Linked DNA regions of Homo sapiens: regions 1 and 3 are each linked to region 2. The links are chromatin contacts, found by Hi-C or POLR2A ChIA-PET in ENCODE. All regions are on one chromosome and are shown on one strand. Each heading gives the region's core, a stretch centred on a gene start or an enhancer-like site at or near the end of the contact. The rest is flanking DNA. Distances are from core to core; before and after follow the strand shown. Region 1 has its middle 130 kb from the start of LINC02815. Region 2 has its middle 170 kb from the start of RHOU. Region 3 has its middle 150 kb from the start of LINC02815.

What was found. Hi-C counts contacts between places; a loop is a spot of excess contacts on that map. ChIA-PET counts read pairs that join two places held with the same protein, here RNA polymerase II (POLR2A). Pooled maps may share reads with other maps.
Region 1: a loop to region 2 is called in a map of endothelial cell of umbilical vein, with 4 times the contacts of the local background. The contact joins two enhancer-like sites. A Hi-C loop is called at or near these places in 1 of 168 maps with a recorded cell type or tissue (endothelial cell of umbilical vein) and 2 of 50 pooled maps. POLR2A ChIA-PET finds 5 or more read pairs at or near these places in 4 of 52 experiments (H1, MCF 10A, OCI-LY7 and 1 more).
Region 3: a loop to region 2 is called in a map of dorsolateral prefrontal cortex, with 7 times the contacts of the local background. The contact joins two enhancer-like sites. A Hi-C loop is called at or near these places in 2 of 168 maps with a recorded cell type or tissue (both dorsolateral prefrontal cortex) and 3 of 50 pooled maps. POLR2A ChIA-PET finds 5 or more read pairs at or near these places in 2 of 52 experiments (MCF 10A and naive thymus-derived CD8-positive, alpha-beta T cell).

The regions. Positions count from the first base shown.
Region 1 is chr1:229,026,168-229,029,041 of GRCh38, forward strand. No RefSeq gene overlaps it. Among named protein-coding and RNA genes, the nearest start is that of LINC02815, 130 kb to the right of the region's middle. RefSeq lists an enhancer at 1,357-2,094. Within about 2 kb of position 1,489, at least 7 of the 41 ENCODE cell types and tissues checked have a DNase peak (open chromatin) inside an H3K27ac peak, as active enhancers do.
Region 2 is chr1:228,901,861-228,904,897 of GRCh38, forward strand. No RefSeq gene overlaps it. Among named protein-coding and RNA genes, the nearest start is that of RHOU, 170 kb to the left of the region's middle. RefSeq lists a silencer at 1,222-1,516. Within about 2 kb of position 1,456, at least 16 of the 41 ENCODE cell types and tissues checked have a DNase peak (open chromatin) inside an H3K27ac peak, as active enhancers do; they include dorsolateral prefrontal cortex, where a contact is called at or near this core.
Region 3 is chr1:229,001,757-229,004,987 of GRCh38, forward strand. No RefSeq gene overlaps it. Among named protein-coding and RNA genes, the nearest start is that of LINC02815, 150 kb to the right of the region's middle. Within about 2 kb of position 1,980, at least 4 of the 41 ENCODE cell types and tissues checked have a DNase peak (open chromatin) inside an H3K27ac peak, as active enhancers do; they include dorsolateral prefrontal cortex, where a contact is called at or near this core.

The sequences.
Region 1 (2,874 bases), core at 239-2,738, 120 kb after region 2:
CCTCAGATGCAAACATGTTAAACCCAAGTAAATGTCCCTTCACCTGGGTAGGCCTCAAAGGAAAAGTTTCAGCCACCTGAAATGCCAGTTAGCTGGTCAGCCTGTAAGACGCTTGTTTATTTGTAAAGAAATAGCCCATTCTGCGCAGTCTCAACAGTGGCCCTGGGAAACGGCAGCCCTGCTTTTATTTTTAAACCTCAAAGTTCATCTTAGAGATAAAGCTTTCTTTTCTCATGAGAGGCTGAGTGTCGTACATGGGTATGAAGGTGTAACATAGGCCTTAGACAATCATTTGTAACCTTAGAGGCAACAGGAACATTCAGAGCTGCCTGCCAGGCCCAGACACTCAAAGTGCTACAAAGTCGCCGATCTTTGTGCTTTGGGAGATCAAGTAGTTCCCTTCCCCAGGGCTATATTTCAACCAGGGTTGAGTTCATCTTTGTGCTTGTTTTTTCCCAAATAGCTCACTTTCTGATTTTTTTGGCTTAATAGTGAGATTATTTAAGAGGCACCAAAAGAAAAAGCTCAGTGAAAAAATTGTTTTAGCAATAGAATGAGTTAGTATGAATCCCAGTGCTCATCATAATATTGACTGTTATACACATAAAATACGAATGGCGAAAGAATAAGAGGGGTTCCTTTTTTCTTCTTCTTCTTCTCGAGATGGAGTCTTGCTCTGTCGCCCAGGCTGGAGTGCAATGGCACGATCTCAGCTCACTGCAACCTCCGCCTCCTGGATTCAAGTGATTCTCCTTCCTCAGCCTCCCGAGTAGCTGGGATTACAGGCGTGTGCCACCACACCCTGCTAATTTTTTGTATTTTTAGTAGAGACAGGGTTTCACCACATTGGCCAGGCTGGTCTCAAACTCCTGATCTCGTGATCCACCCACCTCGGCCTCCCAAAGTGCTGGGATTATAGGTGTGAGCCACTGCGCCTGGCCAAGACGGGTTCTTTAACAGTGGAAATAGAAACGTCATCTTCTGCAACGCTGAGCATCTGCAAAGCCCCCCACAGACAGTCTACTCAGGTGAGAACTGAATTTCCTCCCAGAACACTCTCTCCATTGTCATCCTTCCTTCCCCGATCCCAGGTGAATACATGTGGCACAGAGCCCCTCAAAGAGGCCTTCCATTCCCTTGTCCACTAATTTGATTTTCAGAATGTGGAGCCACGTGCCCCCTGGGGCCTGGCCTCTGCTCCCTGCTGCAGGTGCAGAAGCAAACAGACCATGGGGCCATGAAGTTTAACAGGCTGCCCAGGCCCGGGCACTCAGACCCTGCTGCTTCTCCCACCTCCCACCTCGCACCTCCCCACAGCCTTTTCTATCACACAGCCAAGGATTCCTGTTCCCCATCCTCTGTTGCTTATCATTTCTCCTGACCCACGCACAGAAGGGACTCTATTTCTAGGAGCATCAGAGAGAAGCTTTCAAACTTTTTTGCTCATGACCCACAGCAAAAAGTGCATTTTCTGTTGCAATTAAGTGCACATGCACACACAGCTGACTCACATCTAAGTCAAAAGTTTCAGGAAGCAATACTTCCTTTCACTACCTGCAAAGCCTTCTGTTACTTTCTGTTCTACTCTTCCCAGGCCGCACCACCCCCCACATTTCAACAATGCTCGTTGAAATCCACGAAACTGATTTCCCAATCCCCTAACGGTTTATGGTCAGCAATTTGGAAAACACTGGCTGAAATACTAATGAAAGGGCATCGCGGGCCTTCCCTGATGCGAGGGGAGGAAGGAAGGCTTTGCTCAGCTCTACGTTCCCACAGACCCACTTTTCCTGCCCTTTGCCCCACATCCCACCTGCCACTTGTGATTAAATAACAGTTTAACATCACCAAAGCTCCCTTTCACTCAAGAACTAACTCAATTAGGCTTGAGCTGGTGGGAGCTTAAAGCAGATTAAGGGAAGACAAAGGAGGCTTTGGGGTTTATCTTCAGCTTTCATGTTCCTAGGAGCTCTCTCTTCCTGTGCTGAGTCTTAAGCATCAAAGGGAGGGAGGCAGGGAAGGAGAGGAGAGGGGAGGGGAGGGGAGGGGAGGGGAGGGGAGGGGAGGGGAGGAGAGGAGAGGAGAGGAGAGGAGAGGAGAGGAGAGGAGAGGAGGATGGAAGGAAGGAAGGGGAGGGAGGAAGGAAGGAATGAAGGAAAGGATGAAAGGAAGGAAGGAGAGGAGAATGGAAGGGAGGAAGGGGAGGGAGGAAGAGAAGAAAGAGAAGAAAACTCTCCCAAGCCCCCATCATGGGCTGAGGCCAACCAGCACTGCACTGGTCACCCCCACTTTTATTTTTAAACTTCAAAGTGCATCTTGGAGATAAGGCTCTCTTTTCCCATGAGATGCTGAGGGCTGTGTTTGGGTGTGCAGGAATAACGTAGGCCTTAGACAATTACTTGTAACCTTAGAGGTACTGGGAGGGTTCCGGGCTGTGCTGGGCCCAGATACTCAAAGTGCTTCCTGAGGAAGATGTCCGTGGTTCAGCTCAGGGATGGGCACTGCTCCCCACGCTCCTCCAATGGGGCAGCTCCCTGCTCCGACCCCACCTCCCACCTCCCCCAGCAGCTCAGACAGCCATCTGTGCGGCAGATGAGCTGCACACAGAAGGTGCTCGGCAAACACTTGCCGAATCCCCTGAAATGGTCCATCTGGGCCCCTTTACAAATCGAATTCTTTCTAGATCAGTGGCGCCCAACAGAATTATAATGTGAGCCACACACGTCATCTTACATTTTCTAGTGGCTAACTAAGAAGTAATAATAATAAAAAGAAACAGGTGAAATTAACTTTAGCAATATACTTTGTATATAAAAATCATTATCATTCCAACATGTAATCGTATAAAATTTGTAAGATTTTTATAGTCTCTTT
Region 2 (3,037 bases), core at 206-2,705:
TATCTTCTAAGGTGAGCTCTTCCTCGGGGCCCCTTCCACACAGCCTCCAGGTGGCCACTCCCAGCTTGCTGAGTGTCTGCAGAGCCCCTGCTATTGATGTGTGTATTTAGATCTCTTAGTATCCTCCCACCTAAGTAAATGAGGGGTCTCAGCTTAGCCTACACTGTGCTTCCCTGCATGTACATGCATGCACACGCTCAACACAGCACATACACACACTCAATACCCAGCACACACATGCATATACACCCACAGGCTGAGTGGCCAGTGCTGATGGGGAGGAGTGCTGATAGAGAAAGATTTGGGGGCCAGTACCCTGGGCTGAGAGCTTACATGTGGCCCTGGGATTGTGGCCAGTGTCTTGGAGAAAGAGACTACAGGTAGCGTAAAGTGGGTTGTTTTCAGGAAGGTCTGTGTTACACTCTGAGAGTATGCCACGACTCTTTAAGGCTCAGATGAGAAAGAGTGACAGAGTTGGGAAAAGGGGCATCCTCCTCACTTTTGCACAGGACACAGTGCCACCCTGGGCTGGGAGACTAGAAGGGAAGTTTGTGTCATTCAGTGCCATGGGGGTTCTTCAGTTTCAGGAGATGTCCCCCACCCCCCGGCAGGGTGCTAACCATGGAGGGCAACCACTGATGCCTCCAGCAGCTTCTGGACAGAAGATCCTGTAAGGAGCCAGAGAAGAAGGAGAGGGGCCTGGTGCTGTGCATGTGTGAGGTTGTTCAGGCTCCTTCAATGGCCGGTGCTGTGACATCTACATGTCTCTCTCTGTGTGTCTGTCAACCTACCTATTGACTGTCTATCTACCTACCTATCCTATCATATCTATCTCTATCTTTCATCTATTTATCATCTATCTACCAATCTCATCTATGCATTTAAATATGTATGTATGTATGTATCTATCTATCTATCGATCGGTCGATCGATCATTTATTTTTTATCTTGATTACACCAGATAAGCTGAGGATTTTGCAGGTAAGCACGTGGAAGCTAAAGGCCAGCAAGACTTGGTTAGGAATATCAATGCGTCCTCTCTCACGGCTACCAACCAGCCAGTGAGGGATTTGCAGTGTGACAAAACAGGCCTAAGCCCTGACTGGCTGAGGGAGCCAGTGCCTTACAGGTTAGTCAACCAAATGGGGATAGTGGAAAAAACAATGCACAAAAGGTTTCTGAAAAGCAGAAATCAGGGTGCCCTGGAGTAGTCATGGCAGTAAATTAGCGGCAGTCAGTGGCATGGTGCCCACAGCTGGGCTTTTCCCGGCCTCTTTTTCACATGCCACAGGGGACCGTTTGCTACAAGGGAGCCTCAGTTGGCACCACTCCACTGTTTATATTTGGTCATTTATTCCCAATCCTCATGAGTCAACCAGAGAGCTCTGCCAGTGGTGATGATTCTGCCGCGCTGTTTTATCTGGAGCAGTGCCATGGACTCTGTGCTGATGTATAATCCCTGAAGGAAAACAGGAAAAGATAGCCGTACACAGGCAAAATATGTACATATTTCACTGGCGCAGCCACAAAGCCAGAATAAGTCAACTAGTTCAGCTGAAACAAAAGTCAACCCAAACACTGAACCACACAAGCCCAGGAAATTTTGTTTAAAAAAAGAAAGATATGAAGAAGGAGGAGGAAGATGCGACATGCTCTGGGGAGCCCTGTTTCAGACTCTGTTCTGGTGATCCTCACGCAGGTGAAATCACTTTCCACAGTGGGCTTGGGGGCTTCGGGTGCTAACTCTTCCCCACTGTCTCACTGACAATGGTGGGCGCCCTGGGCTGATTCCTCACTATCTATCCCAACACTCTCCTTTCCTTCACCCAGAGCCTGGAGAGCTAAACCCTATGTTTCCCAGGCCCAAGGCTCCAGATGTGATTAGTATCTGCCAAGCAAATTCCCTCCTGGAAGGGTTGATTTCAGAGCAGAGTTAAGCCAAACAAGAGGCGGGACACAAGACTTCCAGTTTTGCAGGTGTGGGACTGTTGCAGAAAGATCACTGTTCCATGCAGTGAGCAGCTACAGGAACAGTGCTTCGATTCCTTGGAGGCAGCTTTCCCTGCGCAGCTCTGCAGACTGCAGTGCTAGTCGCGGCTTCCTGATTCAGCAGGCAGCCTCCTCAGAGCAGCAGGAGCTGTGGGGACTGTGGGGACTGTGGTGACTTTGGTGACTTTGGCCACCAGTCCTGCAATGTGGCTTTGGATGTAATTCCTAGAAGCTTAGCCTCAAATCTGTTTCCTCTGCTCTCCCAATGATTCTGTAAACTATTTCACACCCTCAATATTTCTTCTCCGCTTAAACTAGCGAGAGTGTATTGTATTCTGTGCAACTCAATGCTGATGAATCAGAGTATAAAATGGTTTAGAGCGGGGTTTGGTGGCTCACACCTGTAATTTCAGCACTTTGGGAGGCCGAGGTGGGAGGATCACTTGAGCCCAGGAGTTTGAGAACAGCCTGGTCAGCACAGTGAAAACCCCATCTCTACAAAAAATTTAAAAATTACCCAGGCGTGGCGGTGCATGACTGTGGTCCCAACTACCAGGGAGGCTGAGGTGGGAGGATCACTTGAGCCCAGGAGGTTAAGGCTGCAGCAACTATGAATGGGCCACTGCACTCCAACCTCATGACAGAATGAGACCCTCCCTGCCCCTAAAAAATAAATAAACCAGATTGGCCATGCTCACTTCACAGTGAATAGGATGGCATGGAGGCCCAAGGCAATCTTGGTAAGTTGCTAAGTTGAAGCCTAATGTGAATAATAAAGGAGTTTGCCAACTTTTAACTTTCCCAATTTCAGAAATTCTCACTAATCCCCCAACATTTATCCCCTTTGAGTTCCAGGAGGAATTCTTCCCCACATTTTAAACTATGCTGAAAGTATGAAACACACTGAGCTGGATATGTCTGTTTGAGATGAAATATCCTGGGGGACCAGTAGGGTCTGGACATCGTATACATGGAGACAGATAACCACTGTCGCTTATATAGGTTCTCTATGGTCAGCAAATATCCCTAGGGGGAATTGTCTCACAGC
Region 3 (3,231 bases), core at 730-3,229, 100 kb after region 2:
AGGAGACAGAAGTTAAGAGCCAAGCTGCTCTTCCATGAGTCAAGTGATCTCCAATGAACTGCTTACCCTCTGAGTCTTGATTTCTTCATCTATGAAAGTCAGGAGGTGGGGGTGGGGGTATTAGACAAGTCCATAATACCCTATGCATATTTCTAAAGTTCCCCAAACCAAAAAAGTATTTATCCACTTAGTACTAACTGTTTTGGTGGCAAAATTTCATATGAACAAACAGGAGGTTATATATATTCTATATGTATCCCTGTCTAAGTCTGTTTTGTGCTGCTGACCTGAGGCTGGGTAATTTATAAAGAAAAGAGGTTTCTTTGGCTCACAGTTCCACAGGCTATACAAGAAGCATGGCGCTGACATCTGCTTTTGGTGAGGACCTCAGGAAGCTCCCAATCATGGCAGAAAGTGAAGGGGGAGCAGGCATGTCACATGGCAAGAAAGAGGGAGCAAGAGGGCGGGGAGAAGGTGTCAGACTCCTTCAAACAACCAGCTCTCAGCTCTCACGTGAACTCATAGAATAAAAATCACTCATTATCTTGGGGAAGGGCATCAAGCCATTCATGAGGGATCAGCCCCCCATGACCAAACACCTCCCACTAGGCCCCACCTCCAACACTGGGGATCAAATTTCACATGAGGCTTGGGGAGGACAAATATCCAAACTATATAAATCCCTCAGTGCAATTACATATCTATATCTAGACATCTATCTCTACACACACGCATCCTGTTTCATTTCAGAAGTGTTCGTGTGTTTAATTATGGGTGCTATGTCAGACTCACTCAGTGTTCAATAATTTGTGGTATATGCATGCTTGATCTTTCTGAAATCTGAGGAATCCTGAAGTCCAAACACATTTGTTCCCAGTAGTTTTAGATAAGGGGCAGGAGTCCTGTAATACTTCTTGACCTGCCCTTCAGGCCTGTGGTGCAGACTGCACAAGCCACTAGCCATGGCACACATGGTAAGCTGTGAAGCCCCGGGTATAAAGGACAACATTCCCCAGGGCCACTGCATTAGTCTGCTAGGGCTGCCATATCAGAGCCGCTTAGACTGGGTGGCTTACACAACAGACATGTATTTTCTTGTGATTCTGCAAAGCTGGAAGTCCAAGATCAAGGTGTTACCAGGGTAGCTTCTCCTTGGCTTGCAGTTGGTCATTTTCTCCCTGTGTCCTCACACAATTTCCCTGTTTGTGTTTGTGTCCAGTCTCCTCTTCTTATAAGGACACCAGTCAGATTGGATTAGCCCATCCCTGTTTTAACTCAATTACCTCTTCAAGATCCTGTTTCCAAATACAGTCACATTCTGAGGTCCTGAGGATTAAGAATTCAAGATGAATTTGGGGGGACACAATTCAGTCCATGAAGTCAACATTTAGGCCATTCCAGCCGCCAGGTCTCCTGGCTTAGTGTTTAAACCTGTGACTTTCTACGCTTTACACATAACAGCATACCTAAATTCAGGCAAAAGCTGGGTGGTGATGGAGACATGCCTTTCCTGCCTGCAAACTGTGGCTGTATGATTCCCCTGCGGGCGAGCCTCTGGGAGTTTAGAGTGTCTCATTAGAAGAGCCACACTGAGAGAAGTCCTAATAAATAATTAGAAGTACATCTGCTAACTCTGTGGAACTTCGGCCCAGGCCCCGCACCAGGCCAGTGTGAAAGGGAGGTTAATCAGCCGGCACCCCGGCGGGGTTTCCCTTTGTCCATCACACCTCGGGACAGGGGGAGGGGAGGGAGGAAGGAGGTGCCTCAGGTCCTGGTGCCCCCGAGGCCTGGTGAGGCCACTCGCTCTGCCCTGTAACTTCAATGAAGGGCACAGCTGGGAAGAGGATGACCAAATGGAAGACACTGTCTTTCCTGGCAGACCATCCGTCTCTGTTTATTGTCCTGTGTTTTCTGATGGGGCCACACTGGGGTTTGGCCAGCAGTGGCAGGCCCCCTGTGTGTCTGTAATAAGACAAGCAGTGGAGTCTGTCGGTCAACAAATATTTATTGACCTCCTGAGGTCACAGAGCCCGGGGCCTGACTCTGAGGAGACACTCTGGCTACAGCCATTGTTCACCAGGCAAACACCCAGGCAGCGGAAGGCCCAGATGTCCTCCTCAGCCTCGAGCAAGGGCTGCAGGCCAACACCACGTCAGATGGCAGCTCCTTTCATGGGCTTTCCTAGGGCTCTGGAGATGGTCCAACCAGAAACCATTACTAAGGGGTTACTTTACCGAGTATCTTGGTGTCTGGCTCAGGGTTGGGCTCACAGAGCTAATGCAGAAATGAACCCACCTTCGTTGGCCAATAACAGATGCTCTTCCCGCCTCTAACAAAGCCCTCACAGCCTTCATGCCTGCAGATTTTTCACAAGCTGTACCCTTTCTCAGGGGCATTTTGCTTTCTAACAGCATCAAAACACCACACTGAAGGGACTAGACCAGAGCTGTGAGTGGACTCCCGGGCATGAGCACAAGGAATATTTTTTCTAGTCAGGGTTTTACAGGCCCCAAAACAATATTATGTAAGCATGCATAGCTGGCTCTTGTTCTGTTACACTCACTTATGTATTTTCTTCTGCTGAAAGTGTGGACTTATGTGTGTGGCATTAAGGAAAGAGAGAGCATCAGTCACCCTGAGATAATCATGCGTCCTTGGGGGCTTCCAGTATGGCTGAGAGAGATAAGGAAGGCTGGGGTAAAACAGCGCTTCTCTGCTTTTTACCTCTGCTTCTCCATGAGATAGAGGGTAATGGCGTTTTGTTCCTTCCACAAGTGACGCACTTTCAAGATGGAAGAAGATACACTGTGAATAGACATCGGGACACCCTTGGCTGTTCTGTGCTTCCCCGGCCCACCTGGGGAAGCCAGAGGTCTCTGTCCCTTGGCTGCTCATGTAAAGAGGTCCCTTGGCCTGGCTTGGGGCAGAGATTCTCTGCAGAAGTGGGCAGAACACAGACGTGAGGGGTACGCGTAGGAGGATTCGTTCACACACCTGTTACTGCTCGATTCAGCTGCTTTTGTCCATCGCATCAAGACCCTGTAGGAGCAAGTTCTAAAGACTTGAAAGCTAACACCAGTGTCTTTTCTTTCTTTCTTTCTTTTTTGAGACAAGGTCTCACTCTGTTGCTCAGGCTGGAGTGCAGTGGTGTGATCACGGCTCACTGTAGCCTCAACTTCCTGGGCTCAAACAATCCTCCCGCCTCAGCCTCCCAAGTAGCTGAGTGAAAAC